Linked DNA regions of Mus musculus: region 2 is linked to region 1. Evidence: chromatin loops called from intact Hi-C (ENCODE). Cell type or tissue: left cerebral cortex. All regions are shown on one strand.

Evidence for each region. Hi-C counts contacts between places; a loop is a spot of excess contacts. Peaks named below come from ENCODE experiments on the same cell type or tissue, not always from the same donor. Only the 100,000 strongest peaks of a DNase experiment are listed, where the experiment ranks them.
Region 2: a loop joins it to region 1, with 7 times the contacts of the local background. A loop is called at or near these places in 2 of 42 quality-filtered maps.

What each region holds. Positions count from the first base shown.
Region 1 is chr6:103,829,926-103,837,925 of GRCm38, forward strand. It overlaps the pseudogene Gm25656. Among named protein-coding and RNA genes, the nearest start is that of Gm52914, 85 kb to the left of the region's middle. In left cerebral cortex, a CTCF peak has its summit at 3,756 (motif pointing right); DNase peaks (open chromatin) are centred at 2,000, 3,083 and 3,755.
Region 2 is chr6:103,920,765-103,928,764 of GRCm38, forward strand. No RefSeq gene overlaps it. Among named protein-coding and RNA genes, the nearest start is that of Gm52914, 180 kb to the left of the region's middle. In left cerebral cortex, no CTCF peak of the experiment used is centred here; DNase peaks (open chromatin) are centred at 3,984, 5,897, 6,521 and 7,004; H3K27ac peaks cover 1,361 bases.

The DNA.
Region 1 (8,000 bases):
TATAGAGCCCATGAATTTAATTCTACCCCATTATTTTATAGTTTATCCCTGTACATAGCATGGACCACACTCTGTCTTTTCTTGTTTATCTCATTCTCCTGTCTATCTCCTACACTACGATAAATACTTTTCCAAAGAGTCATAGTTTCCCTTGTTCACTGTTGTTCTATGCTTTTCTATAGTCTATGTGATAAACTCAGCCTGGATTTCAATTATGACATTAAATCAATTAACAAGTTTTATAGATGTTATTTAACCTTGTTCTTTACCTGTTTGTCTTCCCCCACTACAACCATTTCGACAGATTTAGGCATTAGGTCTGATTTTCTTACTGGCTATTCGAGAAACCTGACATCTGGAATAGTCTCTCACTTTTGCCCCTTTGCTCTTTGGGGTTAGATGTTCCTGTGATGTAGGTGACTGTTTTATGTACTCTGGAACATTTAATAGCAGTATACACTTAAGTACCATCCCTATCCACTTATAACAATCAAGAGCTATTGTAGACATTTCTGCCATTGGGGTAGAAGGAAAACTTCTGTGATTGAGGGCAACTGAGAAACCATGACTGAGGAAGGTGAGAGGCAGAAGGTGAGAGGTAGAAAGTGTGGCAGACTTCTCAGTCTTACACCTTGTACTCTCTGCCCTTCTTTAGACTTAGCACAGTCATGGGACTTGGTTAGCCAATATTTTCAAAAAGCCCAATGAGGAAAGTAGCTTAGATGGTGAATGTTGTATTGGGACATGTTCTCTGTGACTATGGTTGCCATGAATAAAGCCCATGAAAAATTTCTTAAAACAGCTGTAACCACATGAGAAAAAGACAAAGCAGACTTCACACAAGAAGCCTAGGCCTCTCAGCACTGTAGATGAACCTTGCACAAAACCAGCAGTGGGGTCGTTCTGCCCATCCACAGGGAGAGCAAACTACTCCTTTGAGCATCAAGTTTGTAGGGGAGCCTACCATCCAACAGGACAGATGGCCAAGGTAGTTTAACAGTCCCATGGAAAGAACTGCTAATCTACTCAAGCAGTGGTGATGGAGAAAAAGGACAGTCTTATGTATTTGTTGCTCAGCACCTTTGATCATTCATATTTATAAATAATTAGTGATTTATGACACCACACAAGGCTACAGATTTGGAAATCCTTCTACATCTTGGATATTCTTTTCTTTGTGTGTGTGTGTCTTTTTCTTTTAATTAGATATTTTCTTTTTTTACATTTCAAATGTTATACCTATCCTGATTTCCCCTCCGAAAACCTGATATCCCCTCCCTACTCCCTCTGCTCACCAACTGTCTTAGTTAGGGTTTTACTGCTGTGAACAGACACCATGACCAAGGCAAGTCTTATACAAAACAACATTTAATTGGGGGCTGGCTTACAGGTTCAGAGGTTCATTCCATTATCATCAAGGTAGGAGCCTGGCAGTATCTGTAGGAAGCCACCCTCACATTCGCCGTTGCAAGATGGCGCTGACATCCTGTGTTCTAAGTGGTAAACAAATAATCTGCGCATGTGCCAAGGGTAGTTTTCCACCCCATGTGCTCTGCCTTCCCCGTGATGACAACTCGGCCGATGGGCTGCAGCCAATCAAGGAGTAATACGTCCTAGGCGGAGAATAATTCTCCTTAAAAGGGACGGGGTTTCGCCATTCGCTCTCTTGCTCTCTTGCTCTCTTGCTCTCTTGCTCTCTTGCGCTCTGGCTCCTAAAGATGTAAGCAATAGAGCTCTTGCGCTCTTGCTCTCTGGCTCCTGAAGATGTAAGCAATAAAGCTTTGCCGCAGAAGATTCCGGTTTGTTGCGTTCTTCCTGGCCGGTCGCGAGAACGCGTGTAAGAAGTATCCAGGCAGGCATGGTGCAGGCAGAGCTGAGAGTTCTATATCTTCATCCAAAGGCTGCTAGTGGAAGACTGACTTCCAGGTAACGGGTGAGAGTCTTAAGCCCACAGCCACAGTGACACACCTATTCCAACCAGGCCACACCTCCAGATGGTGCCACTCCATGGTCCAAGAATATACAAACCATCACACCAACCCACCCACTCCTGCTTCCTAGTCCCGGAATTCCCCTAAACTGGGGCATAGAACCTTCATAAGCCCCAGTTGAATGGAAGCTTTTGTTGGAGAAACCGACAGAAGACCAGGAAGAGTGTAGTCTCCAGGGAAGGCAGTTTTTCTTAAGATTCATCAAGGTTATAAGGGTTTTTTTGGTAGTCCTGATGTCAGGAAATCAAAGAGTTAGGTATGCAGTAACCAAGGTGACTTTTAAAGGTTCCTTTGGATGGTCAAAATGACCCTCTGTGATGAAGCAGCCTTGAAATTCATTTTAGTTATTTGCCCTATAATTGCACTGAAGTAGCAGGGCATTCTTCCCCGCATGAACACAGAGGAAAAGTCTGCTTTATCTTCTAAATTCCAATGTCAACGTTTTATTATCATTTGCATTGTGCTGTGGCCTGTCCCACCATTTGTGCCAAGGACCAGGGGTTCCGAGGAAGGGAAGTGTTTGTTTGGCAGTGGGAGCAGAAGAAACGACTGTAAGTCAGTGATGAGGTGCAATCTGGCAGCTCTCTAGGTAGGTCATGGGTTTTTCCAAACAAAGTCAGCAAAACCTGCTACAAAAATTCTTAACAGAGCTGTAAGAGCTGTCTAGATAGCTCTTGGGTTTTCTGAAAAGGATATCCCATCTGCCATAGTTTGGGAGAAAAGGGGTCATTTACCCAATGAGTATGTTCCCTACCTCATAAATATTCATAAAAATTTAAAAAATTCCTAGGCACAGAATCTTCTGGCCCTGCCTTTGGGAGAGTCCACTTCAATATTTTTGGAGTGTTTGATTTGCTAGTAAACTTCTACTTAAATTATATCGCTTGATTGAGTTCTTTCCTTCAAGATGACAAGGGTAACTGTAGTCTCATCATCATTGCACTCGTCTTCTGACGCCACGTACCGCAAGACCATCAATATCTTGGGGGAAAACCTGACTTAAACTTCTCTTCAAACTTGGCAAACACCATATGTAGGCATTCTTATCCCAGACACAGCTGTGGGGAAGGTAGTGAGACGCTTTCCTCTCCATCACCAGAAATAGCAGCGGGAAATCCCACATGGGAAAGCTGTTGGTTTTCAGCCATCATTGGAAATGTGGCTTTTGAGATTTCAAATTAAATCGACAGTAGCCTGCTGTCTTGACTGCTACAGAAGAAAGTGATGCACAAAAGGCCAAACACCTTTTGTTCTCTTTTTAAAAACTGTCTGTGCGTGCGTGTGTGTGTGTGGGGGGGGGGGGGAGGGGCTGGGAATCCATGTCCCCGTGGGGATGTGGAAGTCAGATGACAAGGTTTCTGTGGTTGGGTCTCTCCAGCCACTTTTTTGTCAGTTCTGGTGCTCAGATTCCATTTGTCATGCTTACAGCGGGAATACCTTCACGCTCTGAGCCATTTTCTGATCCCACATTTTGATCTGAGGGTTCCTGCCTTCGTTCATTTCCAGCTTTCAAACAGGCCTTGAGAATGTTTGTCGGCTTTGTAGAATGAGTGGTGAATCCCTTGAAATTTTGTTTTGTGCTTAACTTAAAGTAGCAGGATGTCTCATCCAGATAAGGCGGTCACTAGACTCGTCAACAGTGCATCTTGTCAAACACTTGCTAGTTGACTACGTATATCTATGTTGCTATCTTCTTAAAATGAAAATAAGTATGATCAGGTGAGCCGAATTTACTTCTTTCCTGTTTAATCCCACACTTGAACAGCAGAGGGCGCCCGCTAAACACGGCCACTTTAGACCGCTGTGCTGTCTGCAGTTTAGCAGGGTTACAGGGTCTGCAGTTTAGCAGGGTTACAGGAGGACTTTTTGTCTTTAACCATTTTTTTCTTCTTCTTCTTCTTTAAACTAGAGCCGACTATGGAAAATGATGTATACATTGGCCTCAGTAAATGGTTTATAGGTTTAAAAATAATTTTTAACACACCTGCAAAATGGATTCCGTATTTGCTCGGGTCTCTAGAGAGTGGTTTGGTACAAGCGGCTGTTAAGCATGGGAAAGGTGGCTTCTTCACAATGCAGGAAATGTCGTGTTAAGAGTCAAAATACATGCAGGAACGCTTTGTTTGTTTGTTTATTTGTTTGCGTTCCTGATCAAGGTTTTATGTAGCGTAGGCTAGCCTCCACCTCTTCTGGTAGCTGAGTATGATCTTGAATTCCAGATCCTCCTGCCGGTACTTCTGGAACACTGATTCCAGGTGTGCTCCAGCACACCGACTTTACACAGCAGATTTTAAAGATTAGAGACCTAAAATGTAATAGAAAGTGTCTCAACAATTTTTACAATGAATTTAACTTGAAATTATCATTTGAGCATGTGGTACTAATAAAATATTAAGCGGGGTGTAGCTGTTAATATTAACTTTTTAAATGTGAGTACTACACACTCTTTAATTGCTAGTGTGCTGTGCACTTTATTTCTACTGATCTATACATACCTCCAAAGCTACTCCTTTGCTGAGGAAACATTCCTACATCATGCTGCCTTGTTTTGTGGTCCAGATTTTGTCATTTTGTCTTTGCCTAGAGTTCTTGGTTCTCCTGTGTTCGTCCGGAAGCCCCATTTGAACTCTTATGGTAGCGTTGTGCAAATGACCCCAAAGTGATTCTGAGGATGCGTAAAGTGATCCAAGATCTCTTGCCCTCACTCATCTGCGAAAGGAAGAGTCCCCGGATCCCCAGGGTGTGTGGCCACCTATGGGAAAGTTTGGCATAAAGTTCTGTCTTCCTTTTTCCATTGCTGCGGTTTTTGAAATCACAGATTTCTGGTGAACAAATGTCCCGTGTGCGCACTGCAGGTGTTCAGATAATTGTCTCCTTTAGTTTTCACAGACGATCAGCAAGTGTCATCATTATCTCCGTGCTGCAGATGAAAAATTGAGGCCAACGGAGGTGAAGAGACCTTGTGGAGACCACACAGCTGGCCATAGGCAGAGGGGACCTTAGAAGCCAGCTTTGTGCGGCTTTCTTTATGCTGTTGCTCAGCGTCGCAGTGAGATCAAGAACACCATAGGGTTGGGATGGTGACAGGCAAGCAGGCAACTAGGGGCTCTATTTTCTGTCAGAGTGGTCATTAGCTACATCAGTGAGTGGAGGCAGAGGAGCTAGCAGAGACCATGCAAGAGACAAAAAAATAGCTCCTTCCTCTGGGAGATCTTGGAGGGATAAATGGTCCCTTGTTCTCACCTACAGTTTCAGCCTCTTTTCAGCCACAAAGGAAGGGTGGTAGAGCTGAAAATATTCTGCTGATTAGACAAACCATGTTCATTAGAAGAAAAGGCAGACAAGAGTTAGAGACAAGAGAATTTATCAGCATCATTTAGACTCCGAGGCTTACCGCAATGTCATTTTCTCCACCAGTGGATTCCTGAAAATGCAAAACCATCTTTCCTGTCATCTCCCCACGGCTCTCTAGTGAGGACATCAGGAAAGTGTTGAGGTAATTGTGTTCCTGGTGTCTGCAATTTCCCAGCTTGTAAATGAGCAAACTCCGAAGCAATATAGATAAACCTGGTATAGGTAACAAGAGACTCAAACCTATTAAGAATGTATGTAACACGGGCTGAGCTGACAACCGTAACTAATAATTACTATTTGGCTGATGATTCTGTCCATTCCTTAATTTAATCATAATTCATTTTTTAAAGAGAACAACTATAATTGTTCCTATTGTTACCAAAAAAAGAAAACTGAGCCTGGGAAGTTGTGTGTGTGTGTGTGCGCGCGTGCGTGCGCATGAGTGTGTGCGTGTATGAGTGTGTGTGATATTTATTAAAATTTATAAAACTCAGTAGAGTTTATCTTTGGACCTCTGACTCTGACATAAAGGCTTTGACGCCTAAACATTACAATGTCCTGTCTTCCTTGGGGAATATCTTATTGTCATTAGAAATGTTATTTTTCCTTCTCTGCTCATTTCTTCAGAAAAAAAAAATTACAAAGCAGAAGTCTATACTGAAGCTAACTATAATATATTGGAAGCTTTTGCCCATTTTCATCCTTTCACTAACAAAACATTAATACCAAATAGGAGTCCAAGTATTTATGAAGGGGGTTGCTTCTTGCTAGCCCTACTTTGGAGTTTGCTTTCACTCAAAGAAACAAATAGCTGAAAGCCGCCTTCACTGTTATAATTGGAGTTTCGCCATCAGGTATGATTCTCTACGATTGGACCCTAGGAGAAATAATACACATTTTGAGTTTAGGTTTATGGACTCTTTTTTTTCTGTAACCTCAGAGGTCCTGAATTTTATCTAGGAATCCATTGTAGCCAGCCCTTTCAACTCTCCTGTAACGTGTTAAAAGGGGAGAAAAGCTAACTTAGGACGATCTGTGTAATCTTGTTCCACCCTTCACCGAGAAAGCACCTATCTGCCTTGCATTCACATTTTTAGTCATCTTGAACTTTGCATTAAACTTCTGAGAAATGCTCTTATCTACAAACTGCAGGAACTCTGAGGATAATTTGGTCTCCAAAATCATTACCAAAGTACTTCTGTGTCCATTGTGTCTCTCGAAAATTTCTTTCACTTCTTTCAGCATACATGGCTTTTAAAAATTATTGTCTAAAGCCCTGAATATCATACCTAAAATAGTAGTGGAAGGGAAGGTCTTGGAAAAGTGCTTACTATTATTATTATTTTAGTAAGACCCTGTATCTTAGGGAATCTCGCTGAGTTGATCACAGTCCTGAGATTGAATTTTCAGTTTGAGTTTGGTAATTAAATAGTCTCTTAAGTATAGTTGGAGAGGAAAATGAATGTTTTTGTTTTCTTTTGCTGCTGACATAAGACATTCTGATCAGAAGTAGCCTGGTGGAAAGAAGGATTTTTTTTTTTCCAATGGACACTTAAGTCCATCACCAGGAGAAGTCAGGGCAGGAGCTCTAGGCAGGAACCTAAAGATGCAGCCATGGAAGAATAATGCTGTCTTTCTCACTCACAGACTCATCTATCTTTTATGCAATCTAGAGGTACATCCCTAGTGGTAGGGCCACGCACAGTTGGCTAGACCATCTGAATCAATTAATAATCAAGAAAGTCCACCAAATTTTGGTCTTGGCAATATCCCAGCCAAGGGTTTACTTTCTAGTGACTCTAAACTATGTAACCTTTACATTTAAAGCTTAGTTATTTAATTCTAGTGAAAATGGAAACAGAAAACCCTAAATTCCCTTAAAACAGAATTTTCATCATTGGATGTCATAGAGTTAGTTATTGAATGATTCATCAGAAGTCCATCTTATTTCTTTCATTATTTTTTGTTTAGTTTATGTGTTCCATACATTCTGAACTTCCCAAAGACAGACTTGTGTTCATTGCTGTGGTGCTGGTACATGTGTGTCACGTGTAAACATGTGCTTGCAGAAATCCAAGGTTGACCTAGAATATCATTTCCCCTATTGTTTTCTACCTTCGTTACATGAAATAAGGTCTCCTACTAAATGTGAAGACCATCAGCTCATCTGGGCTGGCTGGTCCCTGTGAGCTTCTGGCACCTGCCTGCCTATGCTGCCATTCAACCAGGCTGAGGTGACAGGACAGGCATGCCCTACCATACTCAGTCTGGGGACCTGAACTTCCACAATTCTTATGCTTACACAGAAGGCACTTTTTCTTCTAGAGTCAAGCACATGATCACAAGATAAGTCTTAAGCCAAGTAGATACGTTTTAGAGGACTAAGTTCTTGCTTGAAACACTTTGGTGTTTGAAACAATGATTCCTACTTTAATCTGTGCACAGAACACCTGAGTGTATTGGTAAGGCAGAGATGATGATTGGATGAGACTGGGGAGAGCTGGGGTTTACTCTTTCTCTCAGCCATGCTGTTGGATGACACATTGTGTACATAAGTCTGCTGGTTCAGCCTCGCTTCCTTTAGTCACTTTCTTTCACTTCACCTGCACCGCAGAGATTCCAGCCGAGTCCTTACAGAACATGTCACCCAACTAA
Region 2 (8,000 bases), 91 kb after region 1:
GTTTTTGTTAGTAAGATTCTTACCTCTATCTTTTGCCATCTGGTAAACTCTGGAGTCAGTTGTTATAGTTGTCTCTGGTTAGAGCTTGTTCCTCTTGTGATTCTGTTATTCTCTACCAGCAGACCTGGGAGACTAGCTCTCTCCTGAGTTTCAGTGGTCAGAGCACTCTCTGCAGGCAGGCTCTCCTCTTTCAGGGAAGGTGCAAGGATATCTGGTGTTCAGACTTGCCTCCAGGCAGAAATGAAGGCCCGAAACAGGACCTGTCCCAGAAGCTGTTAGCTTCTGTAGTCCACACTCTCACCTGTGCAGACTAGTCTCCATGTAGTCTGGGATCCAAGATGTCTCCCACAGATGCTCAGGCAACCCCCTCCTGGGTCAGACAGATACCTATCCTCTGTGCAGAGTAGTCTAGGTGGAGTCTGGGATCCAAGATGTCTCCCGCAGATGAAGAAAACTTACCATGGCTTCCTTTCTTCTTCCACACTTCTCTCTTCCCTCTTCTCCCCCCATTTTTTTAGTTCACTCCCTTCTTCCCCTTTCCATCTATTTCCCTCTTTGGGACCTTTTCTTTTTACATACCTTAGTTTTACCCTTCCCTCCCCTTCATTATTCTCTCATTCCATCCCATTCTGTGGATGGTGGAGTAGAAGTTATAATGGCACCCAATCAAAGCTAGCCTTGGTTATAATGGGGCAGTTGAAGAACAAAGAAATATCTGTTCTCTTACTAGGAATACCAGGTCTCCATGGGGTTCCAGTAAACTGCCTGTATTTTGCATTTTCAGACTTTAATAGCAATTTCAGTAATCCATCTTCTTGTCCATGCTTTCATGCTGTCCCTTCCCAGCACTTACTTTCTCTTTCCTCCTTTGTTTCTATTCCATAATGAAATTTTGAACAGTTTTTCCTCTAGACTTAGGGCTGATCACAAAATAAAAAATCATATCCTTTCACAATGAATCACATGACTGTCACACTCCAAAGGAAGACCCAGACTTATTTTCTGTGTCTCTCTATCTCTTTGCTTTTGAGAGAACTTGAAAGAAGGAAGTTGAGTAATTAGCCCATTGTTCCAATGATGGGTTTTGCAATTATGATTGACTTTTTCAAAACATGTCCAGAAAATCATCACCTTTTGTGACTCAACTTGTCTCATAAGATCCAAAGTTGTGTGATTTGAGGAACAGGTATTAAATTAAGCATAAAGGGCTGGTTATATGTAACCAGACCTGTACTGAGAGCTGCCTCGTTTTAGGACAGGGCAAGCATACTATAGATTTTTCTCTCTATCATCTGCTCGTCTGTCAGTAAATTCTCCTGATGTGCCAATATTCTTCAGAATTTATTCTCACAGGAGTGCAAGAAATACTTGGTAATGTAAAGGATTTAAGCTTCGTCTATATTTGTCTTCCCCATGAAGGAAACATGTTTTACATCATGTCCAAGTTTGCTAAAATATCTTCAGTTAAGAAATATCTTAGGCTTTAAATTTTGCAGCCAATTCTTGGGTCTTGGCATGGAGACATTAGATTATTCTTGGTACTTATGACTCCAGAGCAGAAGTAACATCTGGGCAGGAAATAAATTGCTCAAAGGGGGTTTGGACATCTGTTTTGTGATAGAAAAACTACTTCTGTCTCAAAAAATTATAATGATAATGAAGGTTAACGTTTTTGTTTGGTTATTTATTTATTTTGTTTTATTTTAACTGGAGGCCATGAAATTTCTGAAGAATAACATGGTAATTGTGCCACAGTGATTGATGTGTGTCAAAGGACATCAAAGGCAACCTCAGAACGAAGGGATTCCACTAGGCTTTATCCTGGGGATTTTACTACCTCTCATATCTGCCTGCCTTTGATTTAGGAAAGGGAAGCCTGGCATATTTATCAAACACTACCCAATATGCCAAGTTTGGGCCTGAAAAAAAAAACAAAACAAAAAAACAAAAACCATGAACACCTCTTATTCTACTGAAAACACTGGACAAAAGAGTAGAGGGTATCATGATGCTCTTGGATGTTTACTATATTAGCAGTGTAGCTGGAAAAGACCAAAGGAGGAGCTAGCAAGCAATGTTCTTCTGTCTCTCACTGGCATACTGTCCTTGAGAGGTTTCCAACAAAGCACCAATCTTTTGTGATGTCAGTAATGTGATTTCATGTTAGGTCACTTCAATTGTACTTTTGTTTGTAAGAGTTTCCACCACCATGTTCAACTATACGACCTCATTCTGCATAGATTGCATCACTTTTGCAATCATTTGCCTTCTGCCCTCGCACATACTCTACTGCATTTCTACTGTCGGAAACCTTCCCAGAGGGGCTGCTAACTCAGATGCCAGGCATGTGCACATCCCCGAGAAACTCTTCTCTTTTTTTTTCATTTTTTTGTTAGATATTTTCTTCATTTACATTTCAAATGCTATCCTGAAAGTCCCCTATACCCTTCCCCGGCCCTGCTCCCCTACCCACCCACTCCCACTTTATGAACCTGGTGTTCTCCTATATTGGGGTACATAAAGTTTGCAAGAACAAGGAGCCCGAGAAACTCTTCTTAAGCCTAACTTTTTCTATTGATATTTTGCAGTGAGGACATCCAAGGCTTGGGAATTTGTTTGTTCATCACAAAATAAATAAATAAATAAATAAATAAATAAATAAATAAATAAATCATGGCTCACAGCCACTTATTCCAGAGAATATGATGTCAACTTTAGGCCTCTGACACATACATGCTGCCAAACTCATACAGGCACACACAACTCTCTATAAATAAAAATCATACATGTATAAGGTGCCAAAAAGGATAGTTCACAGCATTGCTTATTTTACAGCCTTGATGTAAAACACATAGTTTCTGGATCAGAATGTTGTAAGTTAGATGATTTTCAACACTATTTGCAAGAATGCTTATGTATCATCAGGATATGAGTGCCCTTTCCTGCCTCATAACTTCATCAGTGGCTGCTACTTATCTTGTGAAGATTAAACAAAAAAGACACAAGCAAAGATTTCTCATGTTTTGTGCAATAGGCTCAGACATTTGCATGCCTGATAATTTTTTAAAGATGGCTGCTGTGAGAACTACATGCGTAACTGCAAAGAGTAGAGCAACTCAGATGACATACCAACCGAATGGCAAAATGCATGCTTATCACTAAGAACTTTAGAGACTATCATGTTTGATATACACTAGCTTACTTAGATACAGATTCTATGCATATATTTACAAGGAAGTTATCAGCAAAAGGAAAATTCTAGTAATTTAGAATATCTGTTTAAGTAAAGCCTTCTTTGGTATTTGGATGCAGTATAAATGGTTAGTGATAATTAAGGCTAAGATGTAATGTTGTTTAACATAAATATGGAATGACTTATTGAAATACTGCATGAGTGAGTAGAGTAAGTAGAAACCATGATCAGGATAGCTCTGGGGCTTTTCCTTACTAGGTACACTCAGTCTAATTACCTCTCTCTAATTGCAGAAGAGGCTAAGCTCTGAGTTTGACATGTGTTTCCCTGTACATGCTTAAGTCACTTTAAATGATCTGTAGACTGGCAAATTCTTAAATAATGGACGCTAACTAGATTTGTCCCCAAATTAGTACATGAGAACATGCAGAGATTTCTATGAAGCCTGTGCCTAATCATTAAAACCTAGAAGTGTGATCTTCTTTTCAGCACCATAAAGCATTGAAAACCATTTTTAACATGATGTTATAATTCATAATCAGGAAAAAATTTCCAAGTGCGTTGGAAGCTAAAATATGCTTTCAGCAATGAAATTGGTACTCTGTTGCCATTAATGAGTGCTTTGAAAGAAGTAGGGAGATAGTTTTCCTCATTTTCAATAAGTCTTCTTGTTCATTACAGCATTTGAAGGGGTAGAGGGTGGAAAGTAAAAATACCATTTTGAAGGCACAAAAATTTTAACTAGCAGCAGATGGTGAGACTGTAAAGAAACTGCTCCTCACATGAAACTTATGGAAATTGGTCTCTTTCTGCTCCAGTCACACATCATTTAGCTGCAGAATCAGAGGTCAGGGCAGTACTTGCCATATGGTAACCCCAGTATATCAACCTCTTGCTGGTATAGATGCTACATTTCAAGGAATTTGATTTGAGCCAAAGTATGCTGTAATTTTTATAATAACAAGCCATGGACTTGCTGACATTTTAGCACTGCCCAATAATGAATTCTCTGGAGAGATGGAAGCTGCTTCCAAATATATATATATATATATATATATATATATATGGCTTCATCTTACTTAAATTCTCTCTGTAACAACAAGGGGAAAAAAACCCCTTAACTTCCTACATGTAGTTGAGTCTTTCTGAGGTCAGAGAAATTGGGATATGGTTTATGTGACTATGTGAGTATGCATGTGTCCATGTGAGTGCGCATATGTACATGTGAGTGTGTATGTGTGTATCTGTGCACACACATGTGTATGTTGGAGTGGACTTAGGGAAATTCCGTGGAGAAACATTTATGCTGGATATTTACATGCAACTCTAATATGGTTATCTTGAAAATATTTCTATAAATTCTCAAATATGTTTCCTTTCACATGGAAGTGACTAATTTCTGTCATCTTTCTGGTTTTGAATTTTTGACTTGTTACATGAGAAAGCAAGATTTTATCGAAAGAACCCAGATGTAGTTGTCTCTTGTGAGACTATGCCGGGGCCTAGCAAACACAGAAGTGGATGCTCACAGTCAGCTATTGGATGGATCACAGGGCCCCCAATGGAGGAGCTAGAGAAAGTACCCAAGGAGCTAAAGGGATCTGCAACCCTATAGGTGGAACAACATTATGAACTAACCAGTACCCCGGAGCTCTTGACTCTAGCTGGATATGTATCAAAAGATGGCCTAGTCGGCCATCACTGGAAAGAGAGGCCCATTGGACATGCAAACTGTATATGCCCCAGTAGAGGGGAACGCCAGGGCCAAAATAATGGGAATGGGTGGGTAGGGGAGTGGGGGTGGGTGTGTATGGGGGAATTTTGCGATAGCATTGGAAATGTAATTGAGGTAAATATGTAATAAAAAATATTTAAAAAAAGAAAGAACAACAATATGAACCAAACAGATCCTCCAGAGCTCCCAGGAGTACTAACCAAAGAGGATACATGGAGGGACCCATGGCTCCAGCCACATATGTAGCAGAGGATGGCCTTGTCGGGCATGAATGTGAGGAGAGGCACTCATGAATGCTTGATGACCCAGTGTAGGGGAATGCCTGGGCAGGGAGGGTAGAGTGGGTTGTTGGGTGGGTGGGCACCCTCACGGAAGCAGAGCTGAAACCAGGAAAGGGGATTACATTTCAAATGTAAATAAAGAAAAAAAAAGAACAGGGATCTAGGACAAAATATTACACATGTGGAAGAATATTAGTAGGTAGAGGATAAGTGAAGGCGAGAGAGGAAATAGTATTGATCTTTGTCTTTTAGACCTAAGAACTGTCATAAGATAAATTTCTGTAGTTTAGACCTTCCAAACTAGAAAATGCTCTTATAGGAACCTAGAAAATTATACCAAGAGGCATCTCAAATAGGATAAGCAGAAAAAATGACGATTTCAAGAGACATACATGGGCTGACATCATTCTTCATAATGGGAAATGTAGGTCCTGACTAAATTTAACTTTTATTTTATTATTTTTACTTTATTTTTTCATTGCATGTCTATGTATATATGGTGTGTGTGTTTGTGTGTGTGTGTGTGTCTGGTGTATATGTGTTTATTAATGTTCATATGTAAGTATAGATATGGGTAGGCTATGTCATATATGTAGAGTTTAGAGAGCCACTTTGGATCTCAGTCCTAACCTCCCACCTTGTTGGAGACAGGTTATTTTGTTCTTTCTATATTGGAAGACCAGTGTTGCTAACCCTCAGGGAGTCTCTTGCCTTTGCCTCTTATCTCTGTAGAGCAGAACTAGAATTACAGAAGTCTGAATTCTGTGTGGTTTCTGGGGATTTAGGTCACACATTTCTATGAAAAGTGCTTTTACACACTGAGTCATTTCACCAGTCCCTTAAATTTTATTTTTACATATTTTAAATAAATAATAGAGAAAATGGTATATCATATGAGAAGGATTAATAATATTAAAAATATTAAGTGTAATTTGTTCTTAGAATTATAATTAGAAAAGAATAGTAGAAAATTGTATTTAACTAAAACAGTAACATTATATACTATGCCGCGTTACCTTCTTGGTCATGAAATAGTTCTTTTGGAGAAGATTTAATTATCACTTTACAACTGTTGTAAACTTACCATCAAGAAATGACTTCTATATAAGTGTTTTTACTAGTTTTTCTCTCAAAAGACTCTACTTTGCAGAATTAAAAAATAATGAAGTGGTTCTGAGTGCTAATTTATTCTTTACTTTCCTAAAATGGAGACTATGTTCGTGACAATGCACAAGGGAGAAAATGCAGGGGATGGACTTTGAGAGACATGCCACTAAGAGATACAGAGTGGGAGTAGCATGTGGAGTGGGTTTTAAAGATAACCACAGCCATGGAGCAGATGGAGTACTGGCTGGGAAAGCAGCAGATGGTACAGAGAGGATACTGGTCAGGAAGACGAAGGGGCAATGACCAGAATCTGTTTCTGGAAAGATTTTAATGCAGCACAATATTTTTTTTTGAGAAACGATGGTATTTGAAATGATTGATAGGCAACTATATTGTACCCATGCCCTAGCTAGCTATTGATATCACGAATGTAGAAAATTCAATTTTTATAATTGTTAGGATATGAGCTATATAGGATGGATCAACTGGAGCCTAAAATAATGAGCCAAAGTAAAATGCAAAAGTCACTACAAGATCAACCTTTTTAGTTTCGCATTTCTAGAGAAGGGTAAGTAAGAACATCTTTAAGTTTTAAATTGTTACTATTTATTTATTTAGGTGTTTGTGTTTGTGCATGTATGTATATTGTGTTTTCCACTTGAGAGTCTGTGCCTGCAGAGGCCATAAGTGGGTGTTGGCTCCTCTGGAGTTCCAGTTTTACAGATGGTAGTGTCCCCTTCCCGCGATGTGGGTGCTGGCAACCAAACTTAAGTCCTCTCAAAGTGTAGCAGACACTCATAGCCACTAAGCCTTCTCCCCAGCCCCTATACCAAACATTTAAAAACAAAATATATTTACATCTGATAAGAAAACTGGGATCTCTTTCATGAAAACTGGCTTAAGTGTGCCAAATATTTTTGCTAATAACATTGGCCAAGGGGACTTAAGGGTTAAATATAGAGGATCAGAAACAATTAAACAGTAATAAAAGATGTCTCTGATGTATGTCATTATTCATAATGCATATTTAAGGTTTCTATTTTTAATTGACCAGAAAATTTCTTCTTTGTCCTTGTGCAAAAAAAAAAAAAAAAAATGCGTTTATCAAATGGCTGGAAATGACTGAGTTCTCATCATTCATCTCACATTCTTTTCTATTACAGACAGATGGGTGATGTGATAAACATTTATTCTTTATGTCTCATGTGCCTGTCACATCTCAATTATGAGAGTCTGGTATGACTTCATCAGCATCAATGAAATATCATTAATAGAAGCAGAGAGACTTTATTGTAATTAATCTTTCATCCTATTTGACCCTTCAGAACTCTGATCTAGGTAATACTCTCTACATTATTTCTATTTGAGTGTTCTTAAGAAACCCGGAAAACTGTTCACAGAATGAGACTCATTTTCTTGTGGTTCTTGCATGTGTGACCTAATGGATCAAACCAGAAATTTCACTTAAGAAACAAACAAGAAATTCAAGTAAGCACTGTGATTTATCCCAGCATTGTTCTCCTGTGTATTGATCAGCAAAAGGCTGGTATTGTATTTTTCTTCTAATCCATCAACACTGTTATTTCCATCAACCCTTCTTCAATTTCAGGTTAATTTCTTTTTTTCTGAATCATACAATATCTTGCTCACCAAGATTATATATGTCTTTCTAACTTCTTTTCCT